2 separate regions of the Homo sapiens genome follow, and region 1 is linked to region 2. A link is a loop called in an ENCODE intact Hi-C map of the cell type or tissue named here. Cell type or tissue: mammary epithelial cell. All regions are shown on one strand.

Region 1 (2,500 bases), 65 kb after region 2:
TGTTTGTATGGTGGGTCATTAACCTTTGGTGTACTTTGCAGAAGTATTTTAAGTATTTACCATTGGACATTATTTGTTTTAAGTTATATTTTGCTGAGAGCTACAACTCAGGAAGGCAAGTGAATTGTAAGATAACGATTAAGCCACATTTAACACTTTTTAAAAGCATGGGCCAGGACAATGAAGCAGTATGATGCCATATATACTTTTACACAACAGCCATGCTAATATAATGATAAAGCAATTATGCTATATTTTTAAAAGCTTCTCATGAATTACCTAAAATAACCATGTATTTACTTTTCTTTGCCAGAAAGAGGAAACATTTTATTTTAATTTTAAAAAATTCAATTCTGAAAACATAGCTAAAGCTTTAACCTTTCTCACTCTGACCCAATATATTCCTAATATAGCTTTGCCCTTGACTTCCACAGCTAAATACTAGTTTCTCAAGTGATTTAGGAGACTTGACTTCATTATTCAAAACTGAAATTATTTAGCTTGTTCTAAATGCAACTTTGCTTCCCACTATGTCTATTTTTCCATTACTTTTCAAATCATCTGGGCTTAAATACTGAGCACTTTCTCCTTTTCTTTCTCAATAGTTTGATAGAGTCCTGTAATTTTTTTTTAAAGCTGTCTCTCATATTTATTATATTATTATTTTAATATACTTCATTACACTTCCCTAGAACAGATCATCAGCTCTCTTTAAGTAATTTGTCTGAGGTCACCCAGTTGGCATTTGAACTCATATTGGTTTGATTCCAAATTCCATACTGGTTTCTAGTAAAGGTCTCTGTCACTGTACTACATTATTTCTGTGAAATCATTCATGCTGTTTTTACTACCTCTATAATATATAGTCAGGCATATGGGACAGTATAAAGGGAGCAATACAAATAGTAAGTTAATTTTATTCTAAGTGAAAGCATAATATGTATGTGTATTTTTTATCCTGAGTAACAAGGGAAGTGTTTTGCCTAGGAGCTAATAAGTAACAAGAAAGGGAAAAGTAACATTTGTTGACTAGCTCCTTTGTGCAGTGCACTGTGACTATTGGTCTGGCTTATTCCTCAGGAAGAAGGATTAAAAGAAGACTTTACAAAAATGAGCAAACTATATTATAAAAGTAAATGCTAGTATGCATATATGTTTCATTCATGCAACTCCTAGAAATGAGAATTTACTATAAGTGTTTTCAGAATCCACAATAATTTAGGTTGAAATTAGGTATTTGGATCAACTTTCAAGGGAAGGGGTGACAATGAGGTGAAATAGACATCTAGATTGTTTTCGTAGACTGAAACATTGGACCTGAGGTTTTTGTTGTTGTTTTACTCTTTCTCTGTTTTTAGTAAAAGATTCCAGGTATGCCTAAAGTCATCTTCTATACGAATGCAAAAATGTAACGACAAAGAAGGGAAAATAAAAGAAGGCAATATCTTAGGAATAAATATTTTATAGTGACATTATTTTTCTGCTAGTGAACTAATAATCTACAAAAATTTTAAGATAGATAAGCAGAAAGAATACAAACAAAAAAAGATAGTAATTTAACTCATATGAATAATCATCCACTGAAATGTAGCAAGGATATGCTACATATGAAATGTAATTAGATGATTGCTTAAAGATCTAGGAATATAAGCTCAATGTAATAAAATAACTTTCTTCATCATTGTTAAGGATTAATAAGGCATTAAATGGGTTTTCATGTGGGTCCTCATATGTTAAAAAGGACAACAATAAGAAAATCTAAAGAAACTGAGATAACTTATAAATCAATGCAGGTATTCTGTGTTAAATGCTTATGTAAGCCTGAGTTCTTCATCCAGATCTGTTTATGATTTTAAACATAAAATCATTTTCATTTCTAAACCTTTGCTCAAGTAACTTGTAGTACCTGAGTCCTATGTCTGATCCCTAAGTCTATTCTTTTCTCTATGTATCTATACCCTTCTTTAATTTTAAAACACTCTGACATATGAAAAAATGCCAGAGTTTACTGTAGAGAAATATTCATAACTTGTCTATTCATGTCACTCCTCCCCACCACACCATCCATATTATACACATTACCCATTCTCTTTGTTCATTAATTGGCAAAAGGGACTAAGAAATTCAAGGATGTCCAAAAATAAAAAACAAACAAAAATCTAACAACTCAGGAATGTCCTGTAGGTAGCTCATAGAAACTTAGTTTAGGAAGTAGTGCTCATCACTTGCTTACTTCTTTGGAAGTTTGTCTGATAATTATACAGACCAGCATCAAAATAACTCTCATTTATGTGTGTGACATTTCAGTGTAGAAGTAATAATAGGTAATGTTTTTGCATATGTCCTATTATAGGTACTGTTAAAAGTGCTTCAGTGTATTAACTCATAACTTCTCACAACTCTATGAAATAGATTCTGTCATCACTGTTTCACAGATGGAGAAACTTTCCTGTGTCCACAAAACTGGTTGGTGACAGAGCCAGAATTTTAACTCAGGCTA
Region 2 (2,500 bases):
TAGATATCAGTTTTGTAGCTATTTTTCAGAAAAGCTAATTAGTAGCCCTTTGAGTATGGTGGCAGTTTTCTTTCCTATATGGTTATACCTTTTTGGATGGATCATTTTTGGGCTTTGAGCTCAATAATCTAAGCAGAGAGCTTGACCAGAAACTTAGTTCTAGGTAGGTTATGTATCATCTGTTCAGAAAATGAGGTCTGTAATGTCGTTCTTTGTGTGTGTGTATGTGTGTGTGTTACCCTTATTGATACTTACCAGTTTGCTATTAATGTGTGAATGGGAGCTGAAGAAACTATAGTGGAACCAACAGTCTTAACTTACACTTTGGTGGTTCAGTTGCTGCTTGTTTCTCTGAGCATATGGAGAAAAAAAAGAAAAAAAAACAAAGAGAGAAAAAGCCACTCTGTAGCTACTGCCACAACTTTTTTTTTTTTTCCTTTTTAGAACTACGCTAGTGTTAGTGCTGGACACTACAAGGCTCTTGGGGTAAAGTAGTGAATTAGATACAATATTTCTGCCTTCAGGATGCTTACATATTCATAGTTGAGATAGGGACAAATGAGCAAGCAAGCAAGTCACAGTTCAGTTAAGAGCTGACAGGTTTATGAACTGAGTTCCATAGGAGTTTTTCAAATTTATTTTAATTTTTCTGATCATATGCTGCATGATCTGTAAGAGTTCTTAAGGGAGGGAGTCCCAGGTGCTCAACTTTTGGGCAGATGGCCAGGTAAATCTGAATTTGCCAGGTACATGTTTTTCTGGAAATAGAATCAACTTTCTTACCCACAAAGGCATTGTGTAACTGGGTGACTGATTCACATGGTGTTCACCCCTGCATGTTGTTTCAAAAATGTGATTGAGTACAAGTAAGGTCAGTTTTTACATTCCTCTTCTTGGCTTTGCCACTCTTGCCTTTTACTTCTGTGCACATCCAAGAATGTCCTTAACACTAGACTGCTGTAAGCTCATATTATACAGGTGAAATTTTCTAGCGTCTTAGCCTGTTATTCCTTCTGTTCCTACGTATCACCTAGGTAAGGAGGAAATCTAGGAGCAAAAGATAAAGGCAGTTCTTCCCCCTATTTCTCTGTAATACCTTCATATTTCATTTAATGTAACCCTACTGCTAATTACTTATTACAGTCTCATGAACTATGCGTAAGGATATATCTTTTGACCCTGAGGTAGAGCACAAAAGCACATGTTTCTTATGACTTATTTTCATCTTTCATATTTCACAAAGTGCAAGCTAGATAGAACATTATTTTTAACTTTTGAAATTGCAACTTAAATTTATGTCAGTTGTGACAGCATACATAGTAGTACTTTTCTGATAGTTCCAGGATGATTTATGTCACCACTTGGTGGAGCTCTTTTATAAGTAAGTGCATTGTTTAAAAAAGCGAGTATAAGTTGTCACTAATTAGGGGTTATCATTAGATTGGTTCAAATGAACTCAACTAAATGATGGTATAATTGGTAATCTCTTCAAGTACTGAGTGTAGATTTTGTTTTAAACTGTAATGTATGTGATTAAAATTTTGATAAAGATTTTTCTCGAGTATTTCTAATTTTTCTCTCTCCTGCTTTATGTAAATGTAGCACTTATTGACTTTTCTCCTATTTTACAATTGTAGATAATTTAAAAAATGTATGCAGGATTAATAAGGAAAATGAAAACTGTTCGTAATCCTACCATGTAGAGATAATCGTGAACATTTTAATATATATTTTCATTTTCTCTTCTTTTTTGTTTTTTCACAAAATTGGAATCAAAATATGTGCAGAACTTTTTATTCTGTTTTTTTCTTAACGTTATATGTTGGGTATTTTTACATATCCCTTTAATATTCCTTGAAACTGTTTTGGGTTTTTATATTATTCTATGATATAGCTCTATCACAATATGTTTAACCATTCTGTTTTAAGATTTTTAGGCTCTTCCTACTATTTTTGCTATTATAAATAACTTTTCAAACATCTATTACACTAAATCTTTTTTTAATTTTTAAGTTTTGTGGGTACATATCAAGTGTACACATTTATGGGACATATGAAATGCCCTGATGCAAGCATGCAGTTCTGTTACTCTAAATCTTGACTCAACTCTATTTTTACTTGTTAAATTCTTAGCTATAAAACTGAGGTATTTTAAGGATTTTTATGTACCTTAACAAAATGTCCTTCAATTGACATTATTCTCAAATATGTTTGTTGAAAATATGTTTGTTGAAAGTACCTTTTTTTTTTTGCAAAGTGCTTGTTCTTTGCCCATTTTCCCCCCATTTTTTGTTCTTTTTTTGGTGTGTGTGGGGGAATTGTTTTGGCTAGGTAAGAATTACTTTTCTTCTGTTTCAACAATTTTTAAAGTGCTATCCTGAGTCCTTTTCATAATTTTCAAGAAAACACATCAGTTACAGATTTTAGGTTGCAAATTGTTGTTGGAAAAGGAGACCTGGACCTTAAAAGAGGAATCAGGCTGGAAAGCAGAATGAGATAT

What was found. A loop is a pair of places that touch in the nucleus more often than their neighbours do. Peaks named below come from ENCODE experiments on the same cell type or tissue, not always from the same donor. Only the 100,000 strongest peaks of a DNase experiment are listed, where the experiment ranks them.
Region 1: a loop joins it to region 2, with 5 times the contacts of the local background. A loop is called at or near these places in 9 of 110 quality-filtered maps.

What each region holds. Positions count from the first base shown.
Region 1 is chr13:48,397,894-48,400,393 of GRCh38, forward strand. All of the region lies in intron 17 of RB1 (RB transcriptional corepressor 1), which reads left to right. It also overlaps a transcript of LPAR6 not described here. Among named protein-coding and RNA genes, the nearest start is that of LPAR6, 14 kb to the right of the region's middle. In mammary epithelial cell, no CTCF peak of the experiment used is centred here; no DNase peak of the experiment used is centred here; H3K27ac peaks cover 2,500 bases.
Region 2 is chr13:48,333,362-48,335,861 of GRCh38, forward strand. The region is part of intron 2 of RB1 (RB transcriptional corepressor 1); the gene reads left to right. Among named protein-coding and RNA genes, the nearest start is that of RB1, 31 kb to the left of the region's middle. In mammary epithelial cell, a CTCF peak has its summit at 1,353 (motif pointing right); a DNase peak (open chromatin) is centred at 790; H3K27ac peaks cover 594 bases.